Regions from separate parts of the Homo sapiens genome. Here region 2 is linked to region 1. A link is a loop called in an ENCODE intact Hi-C map of the cell type or tissue named here. Cell type or tissue: mammary epithelial cell. All regions are shown on one strand. Each heading gives the region's core, and the rest is flanking DNA. Links, peaks and the distances in the headings are about the cores only. Region 1 overlaps LINC02763 (long intergenic non-protein coding RNA 2763). Region 2 overlaps LINC02764 (long intergenic non-protein coding RNA 2764).

Region 1 (4,397 bases), core at 309-4,308:
GGAGCACACACCATGCTCTGTCGCTTCTGGGAGTTTGCACTTGCTGCTCCCACCTCACCCACTTCTGCCAAGATCATTATAACTCATCATTTCATTTCCTCAGGAAGGGCTTGCCCTGCCCCCAGATTAGGTTAGCTTCTGCTGATAAATGCTCAGAAGGCAATCTACTTGCCCTGTTGTAAAATTTAGTGTACTATCAATTACCTGCACAATGTCTGTCTTCCCCACTAGACTTTAAGCCTCTTGATGATAGGCTCCATGCCTGTTTTATTCACCACTCTGCCCAGCACCTAGTGCCCTGCATGGTAATTACAGACTCTCAAATCCTTCTTAACCACCTAACCTAAATGAATAAACAAATGAATGCATTACCCCAAAACTCAGAAACGCTTTGCTAATGCCAATGATTATAAGATGAATTCACTATTCAGAACCCTGTATAACATAGAGATTAAAACATGTATCCAAGCAGAGATTTAAAACCCAAATCAGGCAGGTGCAGCATGCTTGGAGGGAGTGAACTTCATGGGCAGACACTATGTGCAGCCCCTGCCTAGAGACAAAGAAACAGGGGTGCCTTTTCGGCAGCCTCAAATTGCCTCCCAAAGTCAAAAATGAATCTTGCCAGGAAGCCTCTTTCATAGTTTATTAATAAGAGCTCTCAGGATGTTGGAGTTGGGAAATCATTATGAAACCTTCAGAGTAAAGATTGGTTCAGGCAAGAATTATCAATAGGATGCTAAATCCAGCGGGGAGTTTTGATGCTTGTATGGTCTTAAATTGCTTATTAGTTGCAAAGGATAAAATAGTAACTATATGGTGGGGAAATTGAACAACACCTTGACCAGTTGATCAAAATTAAGAAGGAGCATATTGACATTGTGTGACTCTAGTTGTAATACCCTGAGAGCAGCACAGCATCACTTAGGTAGCATTCTGACCTGGAACGAATAGCCCAAATCCACGATGACAAAGCAAAGGATAAACCCAACATGAAAGGCTATGAGAATATTTCAGATTAAAGGAGACTAAAGAAACAAGACGATAAAATTTAATACATTATCCCAAGTTTGGATCCTGCCTTGGTGGGAAAAAGTGTTCCAAAGGTCATTATAGGGTTAACTGACAAAATTGGAATACAGAAAATGGATTAGATAAACATATATTAATACTAAGCTTATTGAGGTTGATAACGAACCTGTGGTTACACAGGTGGTTCTGTAAGAGAATGAGAAAAAGAATACCCCCTCTTTTAAGACACTTTACACTGAAATATTTCAGGGTAAAGGATCACAATATATACAACTTATTTTCATGCGGTTAAAGAATATATAGTTTGAGCCGACTGGGCACGGTGGCTCACACCTGTAATCCAGCACTTTGGGAGGCCGAAGCAGGCGGATCACTTAAGGTCAGGAGTTCGAGACCAGCCTGGCCAGCATGGTGAAACACCGTCTCTACTAAAAATACAAAAATTAGCCGAGCTTAGTGGCTTGCCCCTGTAATCCTAGCTTCTGGGGAGGCTGAGGCATAACAATCATTTGAACCCTGGAGGTTGAGGTTGCAGTGAGCTGAGATCATGCTACTGTACTCCAGCCTGGGCAACAGAACAAGACTTCATCTCAAAAAAAAAAAAAGAATATATATCACACACATACAATACAGAGAGAGACAGAGAAAGAGAAAAAGAGATGACAAATCATAAAGCGAATGGATTAAATGTTAAAAATAGAGGAATCAGGGCACACTTTGTACTGTTCTTATTCTTGTAATTTTCAGTGAGTTTGAAATTCTTTCTAAATTTAAAAAATTATAAGAGGCCTTCAGGCCAAAACTAAAACAAACCTTTTCCTGCTCCAAGATAATCTTCTGGCCAACAGGTGAGAAAAACAACAAAGCGCTGGCTTGTGTCAAATCTTGTGAGGCACCAGAATCTTTGTCTGCACTGTAACATCCCTGAAAGTAAGGCAAAAATGGAAGTGAACTCGCACCCCCATTTTTGGGGAGCACACACATAGGGATCACATGGGAGCACGCTAAGCTCCCATGTGCTGCCCCTTAGAACTCTTGTGGGCCTCTAGAAACCACCCCAGAAGCCTTAACATGCAAAGCACCACCACAGAGCAGCACAACTGCCTAAGAGTGTCTGGTTGCTTAGCAACCCAGACTCCTACTTGACTAGATAAAGCAAAAGATTTCCCTCTGGGTCACAGTATTGATGCACTACACTGAGAATGCCTCTGTTGGTCAAGTTTTAGGTGAGACTCTGGCCAGAGTCAAGTCTAGGTTCTGAACCACAGAAAGCAGCATCCATGGCTCTGAGGGCTTGAGCCAGACACAAAGCCTGGGATCTAGAAATTCAGCCTAGAAAAATTCAAAGCAAACAGACCTTTTATCAAGTCACTTCAACTCTCTGAGCCTCAGTTCCCTCATGGGTAAAAAGAGACAGCTAGTATAGATCCATGGTTCTCATATATAGCTGAATTTTAGGACTACCTGATGAGCTGGTAGCCAACCATATTCTGCTACCAATGAGATCAGAATCTGTGGAGGCAGGACCCAGGCATCGGTTATAGTTGTTTTTTTTTTAAAGCTCTTCAGATGTTTCAAATGTGCAGGCAGGTTTGCATGTGTCCTTCCAATATTCAGGTGTTGCCAAGGTGATAGTATAAAGAGGTGGGGCCTTTAAGAAGCAATTAGGCCATGAGGGCTCCTCCCTCATGAATGAGATTAGGTATCCTTATAAAGGGGCTTGACAGAGGGGGCTTGTCCCTTCTTGCCCCTATGTTGTGTTGGGACACAGCATTTCTCCCCACCAGAGGACACAGCCCTCCCTCACCAGACAATCAAGCCTGCTGGCACCTTGATCTTGGAGTTCCCAGCCTCCAGAACTGCGAGAAAATAAATTTATATTCTTTATAAATTACCTAGATCATGGTATTCTATTATAGCAGCACAAATGGAGTAGCACAGCCTATTAAGTCTATTATCTTTATTGGTACTGTTACCTAAAAGGGTATCTTGAATCCTGGTCTCTTCTTCCCTCCTTTTCCACCAGGTAGAGCCCTGTGACCCCACACAGCTCTGCCCTACCCCTAGCACTAACCCTGACCCAGGTTAGCTTTGCTGCTCTCGGTCATATTTGCTGCTTGTCCATCCCCTTCTTTCTTGAGGCTCAGGCCTACTTTGTGCCTCTCAAGAACTGTGAAGAGCCTGATATTTTATAATACTTACAAGGTAACAAGTTAGCCTGCCATATTTTCATGATTACTTATAGAAGATATGAGACTCCAGGGTCAGAGACAAGAGGCAGTTTACTACTTACAGTAATTGCAGCAGCCAGTGTATCATTATTTTTTGCACCAGTTCCCTAGGCCCCAGTGTCTACAAGGCAACATAAAGAAGGCCAGATGGCACTTGCACACACAGTGGGTTGTATTATAAGATAGAAACCCTGAACTTAGGAAACTTAAATCTTTATAAGGGTCAATAGCTATGACTGCTCTTTGCTCCAGAAAGAAATACAATCTCTATTTTCCAGGCTGTTCACTACACAAACACCCTTGAAAAGATAGTTCAGAGCAAAGGGAAGTTGGTGCTTGTCTCCAGAATGTGCAGAAATGGGAGAGATCTGTGAAGGACTGCCTCTCATCACACCCTATGCTGGAGCCCCTGACTTGCTCATCAGCTTGCCCCTGCTAGTTCAGAGTGTCCTACCTCTGAATCCCAATTCTGCAGCTGGGACCTAACAGCTAACTACCTATGTCCAAGCACCTGAATTGCTCATAATTCCCTAGATTACTTCTCTCCAAACTTTCTTCTCAGGCAAATGGGTGCCCAAGTCTCTGATCCCTGGTGGGAACTCTCCAAGCTAGAACAGAACATAAGAATGTGTGGAGCTAGCCAGAGGCTGCAGAACAATGAGCCAGAGAAGACAGTAGGAGCATCATTCAGGTTAAATGGAGGGTTGCAAGCTAATCACACAATCCAAATCACTAGTTCTCAAACTTCAGTGTTTTGGTGTTGAAGTTATTTCACAACTTCAGAGTGTAGCAGAATCACTTGGAGAGAGTGCTAAAACACAGATTGTTGGGCCCTAACCCAAATGCCTCTGATTAAGCAGGTCTGAGCTGGGGCCTTGCAAATATGCACTTCTAATAAGTTCCCAGGTAGTGCTGATGCTGTTCTGGTCTAAACTTTGTCCATCCAAGGTAACTGGGCTGAGAAATAACAGTCAGATTGAGACCAATGGAAGGCCAAGTGGAGGAGGTAACAGGAAGGTTTAGAAGAACCTGAAGGGATATGATTCAGCTGTGCAACCCAGAGGCCAGACACTTCCTATAAAGCTCCCTCAGCCTTGCCTGTGGGTCAGGGAGAGTGCTATTATAGGGTCATTT
Region 2 (4,397 bases), core at 147-4,146, 63 kb before region 1:
AGAAATAGTTTGTTTAAACTGTTTAGTTTCATAATGGGTTACCCTGTTATATCCCAGAAAGGAGGAGGTGCACATGAACTGAGGAGAAGGTAAACTGAGATCCATTAAGTCTATTGAATAGGCTGGGTGTTATAATAAATATCTTTATTTAACATTCATTATTTATTCATCCATACATTCTACAATTACACTCCTGAAAGTTAGGCACTATCCCAGAGGGACATGATGAAAACACAGAAGACATGACCCTGTCCTCATAAAATGTAAATTCTAGTAAAGATTATAGAAAACAAACAACCAAAAAAACCCTTCTGCATTATGCTAATGAAACAAAGAAATAAAAGACTTAGGTAGATAATGGAAAGAGAGTATGTTCTTTAGATACTACAGTTAGAGAAGGCCTCTGTGAGAAGCTCTCATTGGAAAGAAACCATGGAAGATCATTTCAGGCTGATCATCTGGAGCAGTAGGCCACACCCAGAGGAGGAAGAATCTATAGAGTGTTTAAATAAAGTCAGATTCACTGGAACAAACAGAATTGGGAACCCATTCCTAAAGGGGTGAAAGTAAGGACAGATGGCATAGTATTGTATTAGGCAGGGGAAAGAGCTGGGTTTACTCACACTGCATTAAAGGATTTTATACAAGTAGGTGGCATGATCTAACAGATATTTTAGGATGGTCATTTGTATTGCTGTTTGGGGAATACAAGGGGTAAAGTTGAAACAGGAAGCCTAGTTAGAAGAGTATTTCAATCATTCTGTTGGAAAGAGATGGCAGCGTGGATTGGGGAAGGCAGTAGAAAATGGGAAATGAATGCAGAATCTATTTTGGAGGTATAATTGACAGAATTTGCTGTTGGATTAGAAAGGTAGGAGTTAGAGAAAGGAAAGAATCAAGAACAATTTCTAGAGTTCTAATTTAGGTAATTGGATGAGTGGCAGTGACATTTATTGAGACAGAGCAGGCAAGGCAAGAGAGGTTTTGAGTGAAGAGGTGGGAGTGAAGAGTTCTCTTTTGGATGTATTAACTCAAGATGTCAGTGGGACATTCCAGAAGAGATATGAAGTAGATATTTGGATATGGAAGTCTGGAGTTCAGATGATAGGGCTGGGCTGGAGAGACAAATCTGACAATTGTCAGTACCTACATGGCATTTTAAAGTCACGGGAATGAGAATACCTGGAAAGAGAATGTAGAGAAGGAAAAGGAGGTCTCATGATCTAGCCTCAAGGAAGTCCAGCATTTGGAGGAGGAGAACCCAGCAAAGAAAACTAGAAGTGGATCATGGGGTAGAAAAAGAAAACAAACACAGGACCCAAGAAGTCACAGCATCCACAAAGAGTTTCATGTTTCAAGAAGGAAATACAAACAACAGTGTCAAATTCTGCTGAGAAGTCAAGAGGAGGACTGATTTGGCCACTGGAAAGTCATCAGTGACCTTTAGAAAAGCAGTTTCAGTAGAGTGTGGAAGCAGCCAGATGGGAATGAATTGAGTTGTAAATATGAGGTATGAGACCAAGACAAACAACTCCCTCCCCTACCCACTAAAAAAAAAAAAAAGAAAAGAAAAGAAAAGGAAACACTGGGTGAATTGCACAGGGTTGAGGGAAGGTTACTATGTTCTTGATGTTTCATAAGTCAGGAGATGCTAGAACATGTTTCTATGATGCAAATGATTCAGTACAGTGGAAGAAATTAATGACACAGTAGAGACAGGGGATAACCAAGAAATACAATCTTTAAGAATGTAGGAGGCAGAACCAGAGCATCTGAGAATTGACTTTTAATAGGGAAGAAATCCTCTCTCCATAATAATAAGAGAGGAGGAGGAAATTGTTTCTGATGCAGGTGGATTTGTAGGATCAGTAGGGAATTAGCATCCAGTAGCTTCTATTTCTTCAGAAAGGATTGAGGTCACCTATGGAGAATGAGTGCTGATAAGGGAATGTGGAATTTGAAGAGGGAGGAAAAGATGTGAAATGATTATGTTGGGAAATGAAGAATAAGTCTATTAGAACACAATAGAGTTGCCAGGCAGCTATGAGTCCCCAACTGAAATGTGTAATCATGAATTAATTTCTTTTAAAAAAAACTTTGTTTTGTGGCTTTCTCCATTAGGGTTCCGCTGCTCAGGAACAGGCATGGAGAAGAAAGTTGCACTTAGAAGCCCAACAGGAGTTTTGCAAGACAAAAGTTTAATGAAAGGAGAGAAGAGCACAGAAACTGAAGGTATTTGTTAAGGAATTGTAATGAAAAACTATAGAATTTGAGCTGGACTCGGAAGGAAGTAAAGCTAAGCAGGTGCTGGTGGAAAATGAGGGATGAGTGGGGTCAAAGGATTAAGGGTCTCCAAGAAGGCAAAGATTTGTAAAACAGGAGGTATCAGTGCAAGAAAGGTAGAACAATTGGTAAGTTGGAAAATGATGTGTTTGAAATTGAGATTTGCAAAGTGGTGTAGTTTATGTTGCCTGCAAGACAGAGTATGGTCATAGGAATGAGGAGGACCACAGAAAAAAACATGGCTGGACATAAGAAGGTCAAGAAGAAGAGGGGCCAGGGTGTTGAATGGCTCATCCCTCTGCTTAGCTTATGCTTTGTTTAGAGGCAAGTGGAAGATGTGTACATACCTTCACATGAATCCACCATCTTTCCAAGATGTAAATGCCTCGCTTGAATTAAGAAGCGTCCATATGACCTGTTTCAGCATTACTCAAACTTGTTCTTTATGGCTAAACAACTCTCAGGCATGGTGCTCTTTATGGAGCATAATGAAACATGGACATATTAAACTTAAAATAGCTCAACATAAAATTTTTTTACAATATCAGATACCATCTAAAACTAGATTTTAGCTTCCATAAGTGGGGTATCTAGTGTCAAAGGCTTAAGAGAATGAATTAAACTAGAGAAATTCTATCCACTCACTTACTGCTTTCTGAGTACTAGGAAAAAGACACCCATCCCCTGTCTTCTCATTCTTCCCTTGAGAATGATGTATATCTGATGCTCTGCCTAAATGGGTCTCCAGGGCTCTGAGAGGAAGGGGAGGGACTCCTGGCCTAGGAGACGGGGGAGTTGAGGGGCTCCACCCCCAGAGACTTGGTAATAAATGGAGCTAGAGCTTCTTCCTCTTGGTGCTCTAGGAAGGGAATCTAAGTAGGGATTCTGAACAACAGGCCAGCCCCATCCACATTTCTAGGTAGATCACATGAGAGCTTCAGGTAATTGCCTCATTTTACCTGGCACATGTTTGCTAGTTTTATTACACAGCTTCTTTCTGTTAACTAGTGGTTTTTAAATATCGTAAAGTAGATCGAGACCATCCTGGCCAACATGGTGAAACCCCGTCTCTACTAAAAATACAAAAATTAGCTGGGTGTGGTGGCGCACACCTGTAGTCCCAGCTACTCAGGAGGCTGAGGCAGGAGAATCGCTTGACCTAGGGAGTCAGAGGTTGCAGTGAGCTGAGATCACGCCACTGCACTCCAGCCTGGGGACAGAGTGAGACCCTGTCTCAAAAAAAAAAAAAAAAAAAAAGTCTGAAAGTGAGAAACATTTATATGCTTCAGAAAGAGTAAGGAAACAGGGAGCCAGAAAGACCACATCCTCCTCCTGAGATCATCTTAGAGGGTGCTGGGTGGAGGATGACTTCAGTGGACTCATGTCAATCATTTACAGTCTCTTGGTCCACTCCATTGGTTTATCTGAGCTGAACACTCTGAAACATGAAGACGTGAAGCAATTTAAAAAGAAGTCCATTTATTGCACAGATGGACCAAAAAGTAAGATGGAAAAGGCACCAGTCTCCCAGGCTATACTGTCTATTCTGGGCCCCTGAGTAAATAAAAGACTCACACTGACCTGATGTAAGAGGCCGACGGGGACCAGAGAAGCACTTGATCCCACGTGTTCATTCTGACAAGTTTAGACAAGCCTAACACCAGATGAGTCTAGCCACCCAAGCACATGACCTGGGTCTGGGCCTTTTCTATGCCCCTTCCTCAAACTCCAACTATTATTTTACTTCTTGGGATATTCAGTAGACCAAAACATTCATCTGTTGGGTCACATGAGCCACAGAACACTGTTTTGAGCTCACGGTACATGTGGAGCCATTATTTGAACCTTGAACAATGGAAAGGCCTTCACTTCTGTCTTTTCCCAAGGGGGAAAAAATGTCTACAGAAAAGATCTCCATACATCGAATGCACAAAGTGAAACATCTTCACTTTGCTCGTCTTAACCACCAAAGTAAGATAATCACAACAATAATTAGAATTTTTAAATATCCTCTACTTAGAGAAGGAAACCCCCAAGATGTAAAATCAGCTGTGGCAGCTATCAGAAAGGGACAAAAAGCAAGCCACCTCCCAGGAGTCTTTAAGAAAGGAAAG

What was found. Peaks named below come from ENCODE experiments on the same cell type or tissue, not always from the same donor. Only the 100,000 strongest peaks of a DNase experiment are listed, where the experiment ranks them.
Region 2: a loop joins it to region 1, with 4 times the contacts of the local background. A loop is called at or near these places in 1 of 110 quality-filtered maps.

The regions. Positions count from the first base shown.
Region 1 is chr11:112,483,228-112,487,624 of GRCh38, reverse strand. It overlaps LINC02763 (long intergenic non-protein coding RNA 2763), which reads right to left. Exons shown (of 3, transcript NR_120559.1): 2 at 1,846-1,956. Among named protein-coding and RNA genes, the nearest start is that of LINC02763, 3.2 kb to the right of the region's middle. In mammary epithelial cell, for the core only: no CTCF peak of the experiment used is centred there; no DNase peak of the experiment used is centred there.
Region 2 is chr11:112,546,082-112,550,478 of GRCh38, reverse strand. LINC02764 (long intergenic non-protein coding RNA 2764) reads left to right here. Exons shown (of 4, transcript NR_104155.1): 3 at 2,122-2,232. Among named protein-coding and RNA genes, the nearest start is that of LINC02764, 7.5 kb to the left of the region's middle. In mammary epithelial cell, for the core only: no CTCF peak of the experiment used is centred there; a DNase peak (open chromatin) is centred at 1,648.